Regions from separate parts of the Homo sapiens genome. Here region 2 is linked to region 1. The links are chromatin loops, found by intact Hi-C in ENCODE. Cell type or tissue: HepG2. All regions are shown on one strand. Links, peaks and the distances in the headings refer to the core of each region. The heading gives the core; the rest is flanking DNA. Region 1 holds the start of SELENOP (selenoprotein P). Region 2 has its middle 18 kb from the start of FLJ32255.

What was found. Peaks named below come from ENCODE experiments on the same cell type or tissue, not always from the same donor. Only the 100,000 strongest peaks of a DNase experiment are listed, where the experiment ranks them.
Region 2: it touches region 1 in a loop (2.4-fold over the local background); 2 of 110 quality-filtered maps call a loop at or near these places.

What each region holds. Positions count from the first base shown.
Region 1 is chr5:42,810,044-42,825,546 of GRCh38, forward strand. SELENOP (selenoprotein P) reads right to left here and starts at 1,849. Exons shown (of 5, transcript NM_005410.4): 1 at 1,793-1,849. RefSeq lists an enhancer at 2,008-2,573. In HepG2, for the core only: no CTCF peak of the experiment used is centred there; DNase peaks (open chromatin) are centred at 1,978 and 3,748; H3K4me3 peaks cover 4,811 bases; H3K27me3 peaks cover 487 bases.
Region 2 is chr5:43,008,011-43,014,041 of GRCh38, forward strand. No RefSeq gene overlaps it. Among named protein-coding and RNA genes, the nearest start is that of FLJ32255, 18 kb to the left of the region's middle. RefSeq lists enhancers at 1-171, 2,175-2,675 and a silencer at 147-236. In HepG2, for the core only: CTCF peaks have their summits at 663, 2,339 and 2,850; DNase peaks (open chromatin) are centred at 711, 1,861, 2,302 and 2,851; H3K4me3 peaks cover 2,529 bases.

The DNA of each region.
Region 1 (15,503 bases), core at 1-5,000:
ATGTCAGTTAATCCTTAAAACAATTATGTGACCATTATCCCCTTTTGCAGTTGAGAAAAACCATGGCTAAGAGTTTAGGTAACTTGTCTATGATCACACAGAGAGAAAGTCAGTCACAAAAGAGACTGGATTAAAACTAGTTCTGTCAAATCCTAAGCTACATCTTAGCTACTGCAATATATTGAGAGTTTTTAGATAGATCACCTTGTAATAACTATAGCCGCCAACTATTTTTGTTTATGCACTAAGATGCCAAAGAAAACATAAAAATAATTCAAGCTGTTTTATTTCTTAATAGAAAGGCTAGGTTTTCTCTGTTTCCTAGACCACAAATTCAGTAGTTACAGAACCTTGGCAAAAAATCAGCACTTGGTTTTTTCACTTTGCCACAGAGCACATATTTATTTATCTATTTATTTATTTATTTATTTTTTGAGACGGAGTCTTGCTCTGTTACCCAGGCTGGAGTGCAATGGCGCAATCTCAGCTCACTGCAAACTTCGCCTCCCGGGTTCAAGCAATTCTCCTACCTCACCCTCCCAAGTAGCTGGGATTACAGGCTCTCGCCACCACGTCCTGCTAATTTTTTTATTTTTAGTAGAGACGGGGTTTCACCATGTTGGCCAGGCTGGTCTTACACTCCTCACCTCGTGATCCGCCTGCCTTGGCCTCCCAAAGTGCTGGGATTACAAGCGTGAGCCACCGCGTCCAGCCCAGAGCACATATTGCAAGTAGCTGAATGGTGAATACAAATGAAAAGACTGTTTCACTCATTTCCCTCATTTAGGTTTATGATGAAAAAATAACCCATTGGCAGAGAGTTGTAGCTTAAGAGTTCACACTTTCGGATTTCTTCTGTCATTATAATCAACAGGCTGCTCAATTTTGTTTTCTTAAAATTATTTCTTACACCGTAAACCTTTGATAATTATAGTTGTCAGACAGCTATATAAAAATAATGAAGATAAATAACAAAATTGGGTTTCCTGGAAGCTGATCCAATAAGAATTGAAAAGTAGTTGTAAATTTCACTATGTCACCACTTTTCAATTGCGAAACTTAAATTTCATGGCCACATTCAGACCTACATTTATTTAAAATTACTCATTAAAAAGCAGGATATGTACAAACTTTCTCTGTCCTCCACCTCTGAACTTTAGGCCAGCATCTGAAAGCCCCTAATTCACCTGAATGCTCTCATTCACCATTTAAAATACAAAAGTTTGCATTTAATCACAGACCACCTAATTGTTGACATGGGTTTTAGCTTCTTTAAGGGTGACCACTTCTGCACTGTGGACTGAACCTACTGTACCCCATTCCACCACTTTTTCTTCTGAAACTGCTCACAATATCCCTGGACATTTCTACAACACTAGAATGAGCATATTTCAGTGTCTGCTCTTCAAATCCAAATGGCTGGGTTTTTTCCCTGTTTGTTCTTACTCTGCCCTTCAGTGGAAAATATTTAAATTTGAACATATAATACTGCCTATGTAACATCACAACAGATTATAGAATAAAAGGTTTGGATTTCTCCAGCTTCCTCTGCTCTCAGCTGTGCAGAAGACAGGGCAGAAATCAAGAACTGACAAATGTGCGCACTGGGAACTTCACCTACCACACCTAAGTTCAGACTCTTCTTATTCTTTTTCTCTTTTATTATTTTTATTTCCTCTATCCACCAGTTTTCTGAATCTATTCTATGGAAAAAAACAATTTATCAGACTCAAAAAATATTTACCAAACTTTAAAAGAATAAAGTATCAGAAAACACGAAGTTCCTACTTACACAACCACTTCCAACGGGCCTGCTTCCTTTCTCTTTGCTTTACTCTGGCAGCTCCACAAAGCCACAGCAGCACACTCTGATATTTATAGTCCTGTTGTTTACCTCACCCCTCAGGTATAGTCCAAAGTTCAATGTTCATTCTTGCAGTGACCTTGCAAGCAGAGCAAACCCCTGAGCTGATTGTTATCAACTTAAAAGAAAGTAGCAAGTGCTGCCATGCATAATATGGGGAAAACATTTTGACAATTACTAATTTATTCCCTATCCTTTTCAGTCACCCTAGAATCTAGGATTTAATGGTACAGTCGGGGGCGGGAGGAAGGGCTAAGGGTAAACAAGGCCTCCAAGTTGCCTTCTTTCCCAAACTATAACAGGGAAAAACATTTGCTGAGCCAGCGAATTATGCTGCTGCTTTAAAAAAAAAAAAAAAAGAGAGAGAGAAGCTTTTTTTTCCTTTTGTTTTGCTTCTTGCAGTGATGAGGTGCTAGCTTAGCCCACACAGTGTGACCTTTGTTAGAAAAGTCACCTGCTGTTACAAGTTACTCTGGTCTCCTGTTGTTACAGACTTACACGTCGATTGTGTTCTATGTTTATAACTTGAATTCATATGGGATTTCACAGGACCACTGCTCTTTTCTTGTTAATTTAAGGAAATAGAAAAATAGACTTCCTATCTGAGGGAAATCAGACCTCATTTTTATTGTCACTGAAGTCGTACTTCCTGGAAGACCTATGCATCCCCAGAATTTTTTGAGGATCGAATATAAAATCTTTACAAATGTGAATACCATAAAAATAAAAATTAAAGGTAGTAGTTGGACATGGAAAGAGTGTGGAAATTTCAAGATGTACAAATGAAATAGCTAATTCCTACTATTTCAGAAGAGGGTATTTTCTTTCTGGTAACGCTTGTAAGTTGGCATGCTCACTGTAGGTGAGGTAAGGAGCAATGTCAAATGATGTCATTCCTAGATAGCAATGGTTTTCGAGTAGGCCTTGCTTTTTTCATCAATTAATTTTTTTCCAAATAATCCCCCACTGATTGCTGTATGCTGAATACTGTTGTACAAGGTGCAGGAACTACAAAGAGACTCAGATGTTATCCTTCCTTTCAAGAAACTTCCTATCAAATTAGGAGGTTACCATTTGAAATCCAAGTTCTCTTTACTTGCCCTGAGCAGTTGTTACTTGCCTTTTGGGGTCCCATATCTCTTTGAGAATCCAGTTAAAATGCACATATACATAATCATTTTTTTAAAGAGTGTCATTAAAAAAATCTTTGTACAAAGCAGATATTCCTCCCTGTAGTTCATTTCCTTGACCAATTTAAGTAGTCATATTGAGGAAAGAGAGAGACCCTCTCATATTGTTTTATACTCAGTACCTGTTTTAAGGAAAAAAAAAAACAAGGATGTGAAATCAAAGACAGGCAGCCCGGTGCCAGGCCCAAACCAGGCCTGGGCCTGCCTGGCCTAAACCCAGTAGTTAAAAATCAATTCATAACTTCGAAACCGATGTTATTCATAGATTCCAGACATTGTACAGAAGAACACTGTGAAACTCCCTGCCCTGTTCTGTTTCTCTCTGACCACCGGTGCACGCAGCCCTTGTCATGTACCCCTTGCTTGCTCCAATCAATCACAACCCTTACATGTGAAATCTTTAGTATTGTGAGCCTTTAAAAGGGACAGAAATTGTGCACTCGGGGAGCTCGGATTTTAAGGCAGTGGCTTGCCCACGCTCCCAGCTGAATAAAGCCCTTCTTTCTACAACTCAGTGTCTGAAAGGTTTTGTCTGCAGCTCGTCCTGCTACATTTCTTGGTTCCCTGACCAGGAAACGAGGTAACTGATAGACATAGACGGCAGAGCTAACCCGTTAGGCGGCTTAGGCCTGTCCTGTGGAGCGTCCCTGCAGGGGACTCCAGTCAGCCTGAGTGACGCGATCCAAAGAACGCTCCCGGGTAGGAAATTGCCCCGGTGGAATGCCTTGCCAGAGCAGCGCATAGCAGGCCCCTGCAGAGGATTAACACGGTGGCTGAACACCGGAAAGAACTGGCACTTGGAGTCGCGACATCTGAAACTTGGTAAGACTAGTCTTTGGAACTTGCCCCACTCCATCTGAGTGGAAGTGTGGCCTGATCACCCACGGCGTGCCTGTATTGGCACTTTTGTTCTGGTTTTGACTTGGCTTGACTTGGTAAGACTAGTCTTTGGAACTTGCCCCACTCCATCTGAGTGGAAGTGTGGCCTGATCACCCACAGCGTGCCTGCATTGGCACTTTTGTTCTGGTTTTGACTTGGCTTGACTTGGTAAGACTAGTCTTTGGAACTTGCCCCACTCCATCTGAGTGGAAGTGTGGCCTGATCACCCACAGCGTGCCTGCATTGGCACTTTTGTTCTGGTTTTGACTTGACTTGAATTGCTGGATACTTTGGTTTTGATTTTGACTTGGCTTGAATTTTTTGGTACTCGGATTTTGAATTTCGTGATTTTGGTTTGGTATAAACGGTAAAAGTGTGTGTGCAGCCTCTTTACCCGTTCTTTTTCTTGTGGTGAGTGTGTGTGGTGTGAGCGTGGTATTTTGTCTCGGAAAAAAAACATGGGTCAGGCACAAATAAGCCCACCCCACTAGGAACTATGTTAAAAGAAAATTTTCAAGAAAGAATTTAAGGGAGATTACGGTGTTACTGTGACACCAGGAAAACTTAGAACTTTGTGTGAAATAGACTGGCCAGCATTAGAGGTGGGTTGGCCATCAGAAGGAAGCCTGGACAGGTCCTTTGTTTCAAAGGTATGACACAAGGTAACCTGTAAGCCAAGGCACCCAGACCAGTTTCAGTACATAGACAATTACAGCTGCTTTTAGACCCCCTTCCCCGCTACAGTAGTTAAGAGAACAGCAGCATAAGCGGCTGGCAGAGGCAAGGAAAGACCAGCAGAGAGAAAAAGAGGCCATCTATACCAATTCTAAGTTAATTTAGACTAAACAAGGTCTTATTAATAGCAAAGGATAATTGAAATCCCAAACTTACAAGGTTTTCAACAAAAGTGAAGTTTGCTAAAAGTTAACAGTGTAACATGTATTATGGTAACTTCTAATCTTGTGGCCTTAGACTGTCTAGTCCAAAGACATAAAGAAAGTTCGCTTTAAAAAAAAAAAAAAGGAATGGTTATCTTAAAAAAAAAACAGGAAAAAAAAAAGGGGGGGAGGCAGAATTTATGTAAAAAGAGTGTTATAAGGTAAATTCTTCTCCTAAAATAAATTAACTGGTTGTTAAAAAAAAAACACTGTTTGTAATAAGTCAGAAAGTTGAGACATGTTAAAAAATTGTCTGCGAAAGTCGTAAAAGAAAATGTTATAAAAAAATTTTTATGCAAAAAATGTTGTATAATTTAAAAGTAATAAGGCCTCCTGAGTACTATTAAAGAAACTGTTTATGTACAAGGTGTATAAGAAAAGTAAAATATAACTTTGGTAAAAAAAATTATAAGGAGGCATAAGAATTAATTTTTACCTACATTAAAAGGTTAAAAAAATTATTGTTTTAACAGTTTAAGCAAGTTTTAAAATATTAATTTTAAAGAAAATTCTGTGGGTAAACATATTAGCTAAAGTTAAAAAGGTATCATCCAGTTTTTCTGTGAACTGGACATTAAAGTAAAAATGCAACAGGTTTTTCTTAAAGCATCAACTTGCTCTTTAACAAAAATTATAAAAGATTAAAAAGAGTCTATAAAATCTTACCTTATGGTCAAACATAAAAAATTGGATAAATATGTCTACAAGGTTTTATTAAAATTAAGTTTAACATTAATAACACACTAATAAAAAGGTAAAACTTAACTCATCTGGTATAGAAATCATACAAGAAGCATTATTAAATATAAAATGGTGTTTAGCTTTCTTTGATTTAAAAACTAATAAAAATTGGTGCTGAAGGAAACATTCATTTTACTAGAGGATCATAGAAGTTGAAGACTTAAAACAAACTTTGGCAATTAAGACAGCATACCAAGATGCAAATGCCTGGTTGGAATGGATCAAATATTCCATCTGCACATTAAACAAAAGCAATTGTTATGCTTGTGCACATGGCAGGCCAGAGGCCCTGATTGTCCCCCTTCCACTAAGGTGGTCCTTCAGTTGACCAGGTGTGGGCTGCATGTAGCTCTTTTCCAGGATTCTGCAGCCAGGAGTAATAAGTCATGCCAAGCTCTCTCTGCTATATCCCGAAGTCCCTGCCAGTCAGCCCCCGAGGGCCATCCAGCTTCCGTCTCCCAACACTAAGTTCACTTCTTGTCTCTCACAGCAGGGAGGAGACTTAGCATTCCTTGTAGACCTGAAGGGATGCAGTGAGCTTAAGAATTTTCAAGAGCTTATCAATCTGTCTTCCCTTGTTCATCCCTGAGCAGATGTGTGGTGGTATTGTGGTGGACCTTTACTGGGCACTCTGCCGAATAACTAGAGTGGCACTTGTCCTTTAGTCCATTTGGCTATCCCTTTCACCCTGGCATTTCATCAACCAGAGGAAAAAAAATAATAATAAGACATCATAAAGCAAGAGAAGCCCCTTATAGGTCTTTCAACTCTCACATCTATTTAGATGCAATTGGAGCCCCGCAAGGAATACCAGATTAATTTAAAGCTTGAAATCAAATAGTTACAGGATTTAAGTCAATATTTTAGTAGATGACAGTCAATAAAAATGTAGATTAGATGAACTACATCTATTACAACCAACAGCAATGAGCTTTTCATGAGTTAAAAAGAAAAACTCATGTCGGCCCCAGCCCTGAGGCTACCTGGCCTGACAAAACTCTGTACACTCTATGTGTCAGAAAGAAAAAAATTGGCAGTTGGAGTTTTAACCCAGACTGTAGGGCCCTGGCCAAGGCCAGTGGCCTATCTCTCAAAACAACTGAATGGGGTTTCCAAAGGCTGGCCCCCATGTCCAAGGACCCTGGCAGCAACGGCCCTGTTAGCACAAGAAGCAGATAAGCTAACTCTTAGGCAAAACCTAAACATAAAGTCCCCCCAATGTTGTGGTGATTTTAATAAATACCAAAGGACACCATTAGCTAATGAATGCTAGACTAACAAGAGACCAAAGCTTGCTCTGTGAAAATCCCCGCATAACCATTGAAGTTTGCAACATCCTAACCCCGCCACATTACTCCTGATATTAGAGAGCCCAGTTAAACTTAAACTATGTAGAGGTGTTGGACTCAGTTTATTCTAGTAGGCCCAACCTCTGAGACCACCCTTAAACATCAGTAGACTGGGAGCTGTACGTGGATGGGAGCAGCTTCGCCAACCGCTGCAAAGTGACTCTGAAGAAGACCACAAGCCCTGCTCCAGTCACACACGGAAGCTGACTGGTTCACGCATGGCCGAAGCATGAGGAAACTCATCGTGGGACTCATTTTCCTTAAAATTTGGACTTGTACAGTAAGGACTTCAACTGACCTTCCTCAGACTGAGAACTGTTCCCAGTATATACATCAAGTCACTGAGGTAGGACAAAAGATTGCTACAGTCCTATTATTTTATGGTTATTATAAGTGTACCAGGACTCTAAAAGAAATTTGTTTGTATAATGCTATTCTATCCAAGGTATGTAGCCCAGGAAATAACCAACCTGATGTGTGTTATGACCCATTTTAAGCCTCCCATGATCACAGTTTTTAAAATAAAATTAAGGACTTGTCCTTTTCTAGGTGACACAAGTAAGGTAATAGCTAGAACAGAAGAAAGAGGGGTCCCCAAAAATCTAACCTTAAAATTTGACGCTTGTGCTGCTATTGATAGTAAGCAGCATGGAATAAGATGCAGTTCTCTAAATTGGAAAAAAAGTTACACAGTAAAAAAATAAGTATATCTGTCAAAAATCATATTTTTATGAGATGTGTCAATACTGGTCTCGTGTCATTTAGGCTACTTGGAAAAAAGATAAAAAAAATCCTGTTTGGCTCCAAAAAGGAAAAATCAGCCCCCTCCTGCATGAGTGGGAGCTGCAACCCTTTAGAACTGATAATCACAAACCCCTCAGAACCAAAGTGAAATGAAGGAAAATATGTAACATTAGGCATTGATGGAAGAGGACTAGATCCTAGTGTAAGCATCCTAATAAAAGGAGGGGTTCAAAGATGCTCTCCAGAACCAGTATTTCAGACTTCCTATGATAAACTAAATGTGCCAGTACCAGAGACTCCAGGAAAAACCAGAAATTTGTTTTTGCAATTAGCCGAGCATGTAGTCCAGTCTTTAAATGTCAATTCATGTTATGTTTGTGGAAAAACTGTAGTAAGAGTTTCCATAAGAAGAACTTCCATAAGAAGCCCGAGAATTAGTTCCTACAGACCCAGTTCCTGATGAATTCCCAGCCCAAAAGAACCACCCTGACAATTTTTAGGTCCTAAAAGTCTGAATTATTAGACAGTGTTGCATAGCTAGAGAAGGAAAAGGATTCACTCATCCTATAAGGCGGCTTAGTTGTCTTAGGCAAAAGCTGTATAATGGTACCACAAATACAGTTACATGGTGGAGTTCCAATTACACAGAAAGAGATCCATTCAGTCAATTTCCAAAGTTGCAGACTGCTTGGGCCCACCCAGAATTCCACCGGGACTGGACGGCCCCCACCAGGTTATACTGGATATGTGGACACAGAGCTTATGCTAAGCTGCCTGATCAGTGGACAGGTAGCTGTGTAATTGACACCATTAAACCATCTTTCTTCTTACTGCCCATAAAAGCAGGGGAACTTCTGGGCTTCCCAGTCTATGCTTCCCGCAAAAAACAAAGCATAGCCATAGGTGATTGGAAAGATGATAAATGGCCCCCTGAAAGAATCATACAATACTATGGACCCACCACTTGGGCACAAGATGGCTCTTGGGGATATCGGACCCCCATCTACATGCTCAACGGAATCATACGGTTACAAGCTGTTTTCGAAATTATTACTAATACAACCGGTCAAGCCTTGACTGTTCTTGCCCAGCAGGAGACTCTGATGAGAAATGCTATCTATCAAAATAGACTAGCTCTTGACTACTTGCTAGCAGCTGAAAGAGAAGTTTGTGAAAAATTTAACTTTACTAATTGTTTTCTACACACAGGTGATCAAGGGCAAGTAGTTAAAAATATAGTTAAAGATATAACAAAACTGGCACATGTACCCATACAAGTGTGGCACGGACTCAATCCAGGATCCATGTTTAAAAATTAGTTCCCAGCAATAGGAAGATTTAAAACTCTTATAATAGGAGTTATAATAGTAATAAAAACCTGCTTACTGCTCCCTTGTTTACTACTTTTACTTCTTCAAATGATAAAAAGCTTCATTGCTACCTTAGTTCACCAAAATGCTTCAGCACAAGTGTACTATATGAATCACTATCAATCTATTGCACAAAAAGACATAAGTAGCAAAAATAAGAGTGAGAACTCCCACTAATAAAAAGTGAGAGTCTCAAAGGGGGAAAATGAGGAAAGAGAGCGACCCTCTCATATTGTTCTATATTGTTTTATACTCAGTACCTGTTTTAAGGAAAAAAAAAAAAAAAGAAAGTGAAATCAAAGACAGGCAGCCCGGCGCCAGGCCCAAAACCAGGCCTGGGCCTGCCTGGCCTAAACCCAGTAGTTAAAAATCAATTCATAACTTAGAAACCGATGTTATTCATAGATTCCAGACATTGTATAGAAGAACATTCTGAAACTCCCTGCCCTGTTCTATTTCTCTCTGACCACCAGTGCATGCAGCTCCTGTCACGTACCCCTTGCTTGATCAAATCAATCATGACCCTTTCTTGTGAAATCTTTAGTATTGTGAGCCTTTAAAAGGGACAGAAATTGTGTACTCAGGGAGCTCAGAATTTAAGGCAGTAGCTTGCCGATCCTCCCTGCTGAATAAAGCCCTTCCTACTATAACTCGGTGTCTGAGAGCTTTTGTCTGCGGCTCATCCTGCTACATTATTGGTCTATCTGCAATCAGAAAGCAGGTGTTTCACTATGTCCTCTTTTCTTTACATGTGAGCTTAGCAGGAACCTCCTGACCCAAAAGAATTTCATCCAAGTGTTCAAGTTGATTGTTATCAACTTAAAGTAGTTTTGAAAGTTGTTTCAAAAGAAAGTGCCAAGGATTATGTGTATTGAGGCCAGTGTATGTCTAAAACCTCAGGTGACAAAAGGAAAAGATGAGGAGCTTGTAATGTTTGAAAGGAATTTATTCTTAGAGGGCATGGTGTCTCATGCCTATAATCTCAGCTACTCAGGAGGTTGAGATGGGATCACTTGCACCCAGGAGTTCGAGGATACAATGAGCTATGATTGTGATGCAGGATTTTTTGCTTCTTAGCTCAGCTAAAATCTAGGTTCTTGTCTCACAACCAGAAAAAATTAGGCATGCAGACACATTGGAAGGCAGGGAGAGTGGAATTTATTAAAAGAAAGCTCTCAGCAAAAAAAAAATTAAAAAATTAAAATGGGGGGTTCCTGCCAACAGGCTTCCACCTCACAGATTGAATACCAGCCCGCCACACAAGAGCTGAAGAGACAGGGCTCCTCCCCACTCCATAAGGTGAGAATTCCCAGTGGCTCCACCCCATTCTCCCAGTGCACAAGGGGACCCCTAGTCGGTTGTGGGCATCTTTAGGCAACCCTCCTGTACACAATGACCTGGGCAGCATTTGGCTGTCTCCTGTCTCTATCAATTGCACCACTGAACTTCAGCCTGGGTGAAAGAGCAAGACCACACCTCTAAAAAAAGAAAATAATAATAATAATAAAATGGGCTGGGAGTGGTGCCTAACACCTGTAATTGCAGCACTTTGGGAGCCCAAGGTGGGTGGATCACCTGAGGTCAGGAGTTCAAGATCAGCCTGGCCAACATGGTGAAACCCCGTCTCTACAAAAAATACAAAAATTAGCCAGGCGTGGTGGCGGGTGCCTGTAATCCCAGCTACTCGGGAGGCTGAGGCAGGAGAATGGCTTGAAACTGGAAGCAGAGGTTGCAATGAGCAGAGATCATGCCCTTGCACTCCAGCCTGGATGCCAAGAGAAACTCCATCTCAAAAAAAGAAAAGAAAGAAAGAAATTGATCCATTCCTAACAGTCTCTTCTGTGCTGGGCAACCTGGCACCAGTCAGCATTTTCAAGAAAGCAGAATTTCCAAACAAACACCAACTCGGTATTATACAAAATTACATTAAATCAAACAAATCAAAGGAACATTTGTTGGTTGCTTATGCTAGGCACAATGCTAAATGTTGGGACTACAGAGATTTAAAAATAAAAACAAAAAATGGTATTTCTTGTTCTCAGGGACCTCAAAATCTGATAGGGTAGACAGACAAGTAAGCAGAAAAAACAAAGTATAAAGCTTGATCCCCTCTAGGATGACTGTAAGCACAAGATTCTGTTGGAAACTTGGAAATGAAGACAGGAGCATTGAACCCAGCCTGGAGATAGGATCAGTATCAGGTTGGTGCACTTTCCAGCAAGTTCAACAGGCATTATCTTGGATTTTACATTCCACCTACAGAATACTCAGCAAACCTGACCACAGCACTGCCTAGACCAGGGGTGTCCAATCTTTTGGCTTCCCTAGGCCAGATTGAAATAATTGTCTTGAGCCACACATAAAATACGCTAACACTAACAATAGCTGATGAGCTAAAAAAAATTTTAAAACACTATGTATAAAGACGGTCATTCTCTATTTATTATTCCACAATGCTTTTAATTTAAGCATCATGGAAATCTTTCCCCGTCATAGACATTCTTCTGTGTCAGTGTGTATAGAGTTACCTCATTCTTTTTAAAATGCACATTATTTTATTCTATGAATGGTCTGTAATGTGTATACTCATTTTCCCTTTCTAACTGAAGCAAAGATTTTGTAAATAAGACATTCATTTTTATTTTACAGTTTTCCATGTTTATGTAACTGAAAAATATAAATATTTAAATAAAGCAATCAAATTTAGAATATATACTTTCGCTGATCCGAGAATTAATGAAAAAATGGCAAAATATTTATTCTCTTTGAAAAATGACTCAATTGTCATTTAAGAGTTATAACTATTAAAACAAGCCATGACCTTAGTCCTGAATACATATTTGTGTAGGATTGTCTAATGTTGGGACTCAGAAAAACATACCCAAAATGAAGGCCGCAGAAGCAGCCTCAAAACAGAAATTTTTCTCTGACCTTCTCCTACCCTACTATCTCTCAATCCCATTCTCTCTCAAGGCTAGCCATAAAAACTAGAATCTGTCTTACTCAAGGTGGGTCATAGAAACTAGAACCCCTTTACCCAAAGCCAGCCATAAAATCTAAAAATTTTACTCTAACTTTCCCTCCACTATAACTGCACAAAAACTGGCCACTAAAAAATTAGATAACTAGACTTATCTTGTTTGATTATAGGTCATAAGACCCCCATTCCAGAGAGGGCCCTGTGCCATATCCAAAAAAAGGAATACATGCTCAGAGAGGCGAAGAAAAATCTAGACAGACAGACCTTTCTGAGTTTCCCCACTCAGTCTATTAACATTAGATCATATTTTTTGTCCAATCATGTTTCTACTTGCTGCCCATACTTTGTTAAACCTAAACATAAAAATGGACAATTTCCCCTGTATCTTTGGGTCTTAATTTTAAAGGCTCCCATGTACACATTAATAAATATGTATGCCTTTTCTCCTATTAATATGCATCTTATCAGTGATTTTCTGCAAATCTTCGGAAGGCAAAGGGGAAGTTTTCCCTTTTCCCCTATACTAATCTTTAAGGTACATATTCTAACTTTTACAAGAAGCATAAAATCATGTGTGCACGTATATTTCTGTGTATGTGCATGTGTATGTGTGCATGCATGTGCATTGGAAACCTAGGCCCTGGAGCATGACTCCAGAGTGAGAGTAAACAGAAGACAAGCACATGAACAAAGACTGGGAAGATATGCTCAGAATTAACAGTGGTTCCCCTTCAGAATAAACATGATTTTTAGTTCTTCTTTTTATTTTTATGTATTTTCTAGAAAGTCTAGAATAATAATAGCTATCATTTATTGGATGTTTACTATATTCCAGTCATATTCTGTCTTTTATAGGTAATAAATAACACATTTAATCATCACAATAGTCTTTACCCTGTGAGAAAATAGGTACGAAGATGTTAAGTAACTTGACCTATATTCACAGCTAAAAGATAGAGGAGCTGGGATTCAAACCCAATGGTTTCAGAGCTCCAGAGTTTAACTGCAACAATAAACATGAATTTATTTTTCATCATAAATGTGGATAAGTGTGTATGTACATACAAATATATATATATATATATACACACAGACACACATTTATATATGCATGTATATAAAGGCTAGACACATGCATGCTGAGGCTTGGTACATTTAAATAAATGCATAACACCTTAAGTTGAATTCCATTCTCGTGGTTGCTGGAGAATAGTCATTATAACTATTCTTCAAAAGACCTCATTTGCTAGTCTTTTTCAACTGGACAAAGAAGAAACTAGAGTGAGGAGGACAAAGGCTTTGCACAACTTTTCCTACTACTTGACTAGCAGCAGACTCAGGGCTGCTGAGTCTGCAAGCAATAGGAAAGGCTTTGCAGATTCAGATTGCTTTTTGGAGATTACAATTCTGATCGATTTCAGATGGGCATACTGTACAATTATGAAATGCAGATTTGAAATCCTTTTAGTCAAACTTTATCCAGAAAGCAATTTTGAAATCTCTCTCCTCAACAATCTTCTAGCCTCTGTTTGAACACTACCAGGTCAGAAAGCCCACCACTCAGAGTGGGGCCATGTTCTCTTGCTGAGCCTCACATATTCTAAGTAATGGTCTCCTTACACTAATCTGACATCTCTTGGTGCAAGCTCTGTACTCAACAAAGACACTGAAAAATATATAATCCAAAGCTGATGTGGTTCATCACTTTGCACAGCTCCTTCCTTTTTAATTCTACCTATTTTTGTATGTTCCCACTCCACTTACCCTGTGAGATAACAAAGGTAAAGCTAATATTTAAAAGTAACATGTTTCCATGGAAAACAACTGTTTCTTTTGTGCTCTCATAGTCTGGGGTCATCTTATCCTCTTAAATGTTACAGCGTTTAACTATAAGAGTTAAAAACTAGTGCTAAGTAATGGGCCAATAATATTCCTAAAGTGCTGGGATGTACTGCCATAAAACAAACAAGAACCTAGGTATGTAATATTCCAGGATTCTAATTCCCCAACTCTAACTCCAAACCATCAGACCCTGGCCTCCAGCTCATATATCTTTGACTGCTGGACACATCTGACTGCAGAACATCCTGGACCAAACCTTGGCTACTGCTTCTTAGGATGTTCCAGCTTCAACTTTTGATTTACCACACCCTGGGTTCTGGCTCTGCTCATATTTGGCATCTCCTCATGCCTTCTTGACAATATTTGCATATATATTGTCATTATTTCAATTTCAGGACCGACGCAGTTCATGTTCCTGAAGGCTTACCCAGGCAGATGGTATAAATCCAGATCTCCTTCCCACCTGACTTCCCTCCACTCCTCAGCATGGCTCCTTTATTCCAGCCTCAGGGCCTCTCTCACACATGATCAGCATCTAGGGTTCCAATGTACATGCATGCACATGTACACACATACACATGTGCACACGTACACATGCACACACGTACACATGCACACACGCACTGCACCTTTGTTAACACTATCTTCCTGTCACAAATTGCCTTTCCTTCTACTCTCAGATTCAAATCCTAGCACAGAGTTAAAAGTTCAGGCTCTGGAAATCAGATTGCCTGTGTTTGTATCCGGCTTTTCTACATATTAACTAGATGACCTTGGGCAGGTTACTTAACTCTCAATGTCTAGGTTTCCTCAGGCAAAACGAGAATAATAGTAGTACTCATCTGTGGTGGCACTGCTAAATGTCTATTTGATGTCAATTTCCTTCCTTCTTCACCAATATCCAACTCCATAGCTTTTTAGGCAGCTATGTTGTCAGATGAAAGAAAAACAAAAAGCCTTCATTTCTCAACCAGTTATGCCACTGGGTGTCCATGTGATATCGTTCTAACCAACGAGATGGAGTGGAAATCTGAAGTCTGCTAGAAAATCTTAGGAAAGTTTTCCATTTATTTGCACTTGTTGCTTTTGTTGTCTTTCTACTGGGATGCCAGTGCGATGCCTTAAGTGGACCAGTCATTTTATAACCATGGGGCTAAAAAACACACACTGAGCATGATGCAGCTGAAGGTTAGAAGAAGCTAGAAACTTGATGGTTTCTCACGCATTTGTATCAGCCCCAGACTGCCTACTCCTGAACGTTATTATGTGACGAAGGATGAGTCTTTACTTCATTATGCCACTGTGATTATGATATGGACAAGAGGCAGGGAAATACTGGTTAAAAGAGAGCGGTTCCCTGGCAAAGGCCCCATCCTCAAGCCTGGAAACCTGCAGCCCTAAATAGGAACAGGCATTCCTGTTTTCGTGCCAAATGTTGCCTTTTCCAGGACCACCCTGGCCCACCACACCCCCATCCTGTACCCATAAAAACTCCAAACCTCAGGCTCCATGAGCAGAAGAGCAGCAGAGCAGTGTGGCAGAGGAGAGAGGAGAAAGAGTGTCTGAACATCGAGAGGAGTTCGGCTGGGGACTGTCAGAGAGATC
Region 2 (6,031 bases), core at 379-5,378, 200 kb after region 1:
AAATCCTGCATCAATAGCAAATGCGGACACTGAACGACTAGCGGAGTACCCAGCGGCAAACTTTAGTTTTTGGTGCAGTTAAGGTATTGCCACTAAGAAATCGTCGTCTCTGAGAAATATCGAGGCTTGGAAGGTTGTACAGTGCTTCCACCGAGAAAGCACCTACCCAATGAAACGCCTGTGGCAGAAAAACCGAGCCCAAGCCCTTCCAGCGAAAGTGCTGAAAGAGCGCCTCCTCGGCCAATCACTGGGCTGAGACCGTGAGACAGCCAGCCCGGGGAAAGTGGCGGCGCTAGGAGAGGGGAAGCGTTACCACAAAGCACTTCTGAGTCTTGTGAACAAGAAACGTTCTGGGTTGTTTTGTTTTTGAGAAGGAGCCTCGCTCTGTCACCCAGGCTGGAGTTCAGTGGCGCAATCTCGTCTCATTGCAACCTCCGCCACCTGGGTTCAAGCATACTGCCTCAGCCTCCCGAGTAACTGGGATTGCAGGCACGCGCCACCACGGCCAGCTAATTATTGTATTTTTAGTACAGACGGGGTTTCACCCGCTGGCCAGGCTGGTCTCGAACTTCTGACCTCGAGTGATCCACCCGCCTCAGCCTCCCTAAGTGCTAGGATTACAGGCGTGAGCCACAGCGCCCCGCCGAAACGTTCTGTTGTGTTCAGCGCTTCCAGCGGTGCAGCAGCCGAGAAAACACTGAGTCTCCGCTATTGGCGAAAGTGCTGATGCGAAACTGCTGGCTCGACATAGGCACAGAGCCGCGGAAGAGAACCCTAGAGACCAGGCACCAGCTCTGCTCCCCGACTCACGGGAGAAAGCTAGTTAGTAGGAAGCTGAGACATGATACTCAAAATCAGTAGAAGAAATTATGCCACATTTACTCTCCTGGGGAAGGCAGTGGGTAAGAAAAAATAAAATACATAACATTTACATAAAAAATAAAATAAATTTTTAAAGCAAACAGAAATGAAAATAAAATACACCAGTAACCTCGCTCCCAGAAAAAGACACATCAAAAAAAATTTTTTTGAGTATACAAAACATACAAATAACCCTACAAAGAAATTGCAGTGTTGAACGATGCGATCCTACGGCTATATTTGTATTAGCACTAAACCTGTGCCTCTTGCGCCTATTCGAAAATTCCTCGGATTAAGAAGAAACAGCCATGGCTAAACCGGTATTTGCGACACCAAAAAGTTCCTGTAGCCTAGACACCTCAACTTCTGCATGAGTGAAAAATCACAAGCACAGCCAGGGCGAGAATCTCTATTGTGAAATCACACTTGGTATGACTAAAAGATTTCAGGCACTGCTAAATTTTTTTTTTAATTACATTCTCCAGTACCCAGATTTCTACAAGACTTAAAAACCGTACGAACGGCTATAATGGGGGTTCCTATTACAAAACAGGAACTTGCAACGACTACGTAGGCACGGTTAAAGCCAGCATTGTTACAACTAGAAATCGAAACTGGAATAAATCTCAACTTGCTACGCTAAGAAATAGCTAAACCCTGACTTGGTCAGACTAAGAAATCGGGAGTTTGAGAGCAGCCCGGGCAACATGGCGAAACCCCGTCTCTACAAAAAATTCTGGGTGTGGCGATGGGGAGCCTGTAATCCCAGCTGCTGGAAAGACTGAGGCGGGAGAATTACTGGAGGTTGCAGTGAGCCGAGATCGCACCACTGCACTCCAGCCTGGGAGACAAAAATGGACAAACAAACCAACAAACAAAGTTAACATTCTGAATAGGTTTATCAACATAAAGACACTGCTAGCTAACATTGGCTAGCCTCTCTAGATCTGCTAGAGATGTTTGCCTTTCTAGATCTGCTTACCATGCTTCAGTCACCTCTATGTTGCAAGAAGTAACCTGCATGGACTGCACTGGAGAGCTACTTTTGCTCCCAGGATTCTGATTGAGTTTAGGCACTGAAAGACACCAGCTGTTCAGAGATATGGAGTAGACCTTGCTTTGTTCCCCCTGGGCCTCAGTATATTGAATTATTTTACCTGAAGTCAAAATTAGGCTGCACTGCGGCTCCAACAGTTCCAGCAGACACAGGGAGGGCAGCACTGAAAGGGCAACACTTCGTCCTGGACATCTCAAAGTCCAGCCCCCGGTGATCCCGGCAGCCATCCGCCAGACCCTCTGAGGCCACATCTGCCTCACTTCTCAACTGAGCCATCTTCCCAGCATAAACAGCCGCTGCTTCCTCCTCCTCCGCCCTCTCCTCACATCCCCTGTGAATCTGAAGCCTGCAGGCAGGAAAAAGCAGCCCTTTTTCCCTCCAACATCCCCACCCTCACCTCTCAGGAGTAGAGTGTGCTTAGTGCGCCCCCAGCCCTGTCAGTTCTTCCGACTCTTATTCCAACTCGGGAGCCCTCCCAGGCGCCTATCCTAACTGGACCTTAGGGACCTTGAGTCTACTGAAGCCAGGAAGCCCACCCCTTGAAAACCTCCGGTGACTTCACAAGGATACCCAGCCCCTAGTCGGGCAAGAGACCATTCTCTGGGGAAAGAAAATTCTGTGGTGGCTTGTAGGTTCCTCTTTCTTTTCTCTGACCTCTTTTCTCAGTTCTGCTCATTTCACTCCTCTAGTGGGAAGACCTCAACCCTCCTCTCCCTTCCTCTACCCACTGTCAAGGTACACACACACACACACACACACACACACACACACACACAGACACATCCACCTGGGGCTGCTCGACGTTTTCCTCCTCTGTCTTCCCTGGAGTCTTCCCTTGTCTTTCCTGTGCAGCAGAAGGTGGATGGTGATTCTCATCCACCTTCAATGCCCTATACTCCCCACACGGAGGAGACACATTGGTGAAATAGGATTGATTTTTGTCCCCTGGTGGACCAGCAGATGTCCTGGTTTCTGCCTCACACACCAAAGGAAGTGCTTGACTGCTTTTTTCAGCTTGGGTTAACCTGCTGATCCATCAGCATAGCTTGTTACAGATATAATCCAGGTTATGTACGTGTGCTGGAGACAGCCACATGCCACCCTGGAAGTCCCTCACGGCTCTTCCTGGTCTTCTTTTCTCAGCCAGGAGATAGAGGAAAAGCGTCAGTGGGGCTGGGAAATCAATGACTGCCTGAGTTTCCTAACTTCCACATCACTTCTGGAGCCATGCCAGTTAGGGATCTCACCAGTCCTTTAATGTGCCCTGGGGGAGACCATTGTAATAGCACTTGAAATCCCAGAGACAGCAAGGGTCCCACTGAAAGCACCTGGCACAGTATTCTCTGGTAGAATTTGGAATCCAGTTTTCCATTGACTGTTGTCAATTTTGAAACCCAAAGAAATCAGCACATGTGCTGCTGCTCTTCTGGGAGGTCCAGCAGACACAGGGTCAAATTCTGTAAAATAGTTGATGAGATTTATTGTGAACCAAATGTGAGTGACCATTAGCCCATGAAACAGCCATCAGGAGATCCTGAGAACATGTGCTTCAGGTGGTCAGTGCACAACTTGGTTTATATATATTTTAGGAAGTCATGAGATCAATACATTTAAGGTGTTGTACATTGGTTCAGTCCAGAAAGGCAGTACAACTGGAAGCATGATCTTTCAAGTTGGAGAGGTTCAAAAATTTTATGATTGGCAATTTGTTGCAATAACTATTATCTCTAGAAAGGAATGCCTGGGTTGCCATAAGGTGTTCCAGAGACAAAGGTGTCGCAGATGAAGCCTCCAGGTGGAAGACTTCAGAGAGATAGATTGTAAATGTTTCTAACCAGACTTAAAGAGTCTGTTCTATCAATAATTTTAAAAGAGAGGAGAATATAATGAGGCATGTCTGACTCCCCCTTCCCAGCATGGCTTGAAACTACTTTTTCAGTCTAACTTTGGAATGCCCTTGGCGGAGAAGAGGGGTCCATTCAGATGTTGGTGGCAGGGGGCTTCAAATTTTATTTTTGGTTTACAATAGCAATGAAGTAATAACCACATTCAAGTTTAGTAAATGAGTGAGCCCTCATCTACTATGGTTATGTTTGTGTCCTGGTCTGAAAACCAATTTTTTTTTTTTATTGTTTTCTGGAATTATTCCTGGACATGAGGACTCTACCTGTCAGAGTTCAGTTAGGAAAAGAAACCAAAGCAGCCCACACCGTGAGAGCCAAGCTAATGTGCTGCCATCCCACTGCCAAGCCATAACCAGAATGACTGTTCATCTTTTTATTGCCTCATGTCCCACTAAGCCTGCCTACCATTGTGACCCTGTTGGTAAGGCAAATTTAGAAATGGAGGTTTTAGGAGTCCAGGCCCACAACTCAAGGGAGGAAACAAAAAGGCATAAATGTGCCTAACCACGAAGAATAAACACAGTAAAATAATAACTAAATGTGTTTTAAAAGCTAAATTTTAAAGATGTTTTTTTGGGTGGGGGAGATGGAGTCTTGCTCTGTTGCCCAGGCTGGGGTGCAGTGGCGGGATCTCAGCTCACTGCAACCTCCGCCTCCCAGGTTCACACCTTTCTCCTGCCTCAGCCTCCCAAGTAGCTGGGACTACAGGCGCCCGCCAACATGCCCGGCTAATTTTTTTGCATTTTTAATAGAGATGGGGTTTCACCGTGTTGGCCAGGATGGTCTCGATCTCCTGACCTTGTGATCTGCTCGCCTCGGCCTCCCAAAGTGCTGGGATTACAGGCGTGAGCCACCGCGCCCAGCCTTTTTTTTTTTTTTTTTTTTTTGAGACAGAGTTTTGCTCTTGTTGCCCAAGCTGGACTGCAGTGGCGCAATTTTGGCTCACGGCAATCGCTGCCTCCCGATTCAAGCGATTCTCCTGCCTGAGCCTCCCGAGTAACTGGGATTACAGGCATGCGCCACCATGCCTGGCTAATTCAGTAGAGATGGGGTCTCATCATGTTGGTCAGGCTGGTCTTGAACTCCTGACCTCAGGTGATCTGCCTGCCTCGGCCTCCCAAAGTGCTGGGATAACAAATGACTTCTTTTAACACAAAAACCCAATGTACTATCACTGTACTAACTACAAGATTAGACAACAAAAAAACCATTTTATTACATGACACTATGCCATAGGCAATGAGTTCCTCTAATTGAGCACAGTTTAAAAGTTGAGACATGACCATTTTCATTTGCATCCATGAAGCTCTGTGGCTGTATGTATAATCTCAATTGGAGGAAAAATCTAACATCTACATTTGAGGCTCATGAGTCTGAGGCCTTGTTCGATTGGCCCTCCTGTGGATATCCCCTCGCCCCACTGGCCCCAAGCCTACACATCTTATTAGATTTGAGCTTAGTCCTCTGAGTGGGGTCTTGGAACCAGGAGCCTGGCTCTTGGAATATCTCCATTAATGTTTGCTGAGTTTTTAAATACATTTTTTCTTTTTTTTTTTTTCTGAGACGGAGTCTCGCTCTGTCGCCCAGGCTGGAGTGCAGTGGCGCGATCTCAGCTCACTACAAGCTCTGCCTCCTGGGTTCACGCCATTCTCCTGCCTCAGCCTCCCGAGTAGCTAGGACTACAGGTGCCCACCACAACGCCCGGCTAATTTTTTGTATTTTTAGTAGAGATGGGGTTTCACCATGTTAGCCAGGATGGTCTCGATCTCCTGACCTCGTGATCCACCCACTTCGGCCTTCCAAAGTGCTGGGATTACAGGCGTGAGCCACCACGCCCAGCCTTAAATACATTTTTTCAAAAGTAGGGATTAGAGGATAGCAGTTAGGTTCTAATGAGAGAAAAGAGATTGAAAATGTGAACGGGGTTTCCAAATGCTGCTCCACTTATTTTTTAGATATCAGACTCTGCAATCCCCTTCCTACATTTATCCCTGCATGGCAATTTTTACCAAGTGCTTCAATAATATAATCCAACTTACAAATATTTATAATATTCACCTGAATTCAATATTGTGAACTTAAGAGCCATATGTCTTCAATAACCCCTTAACAGCCATCTGATTATGATTCAAATCCAGGAATTCTAATTCATTCTGGAAGCAGATACCTCTCAGATCCACTCTGAGTATACTCAAGTCCCCCACAGCTT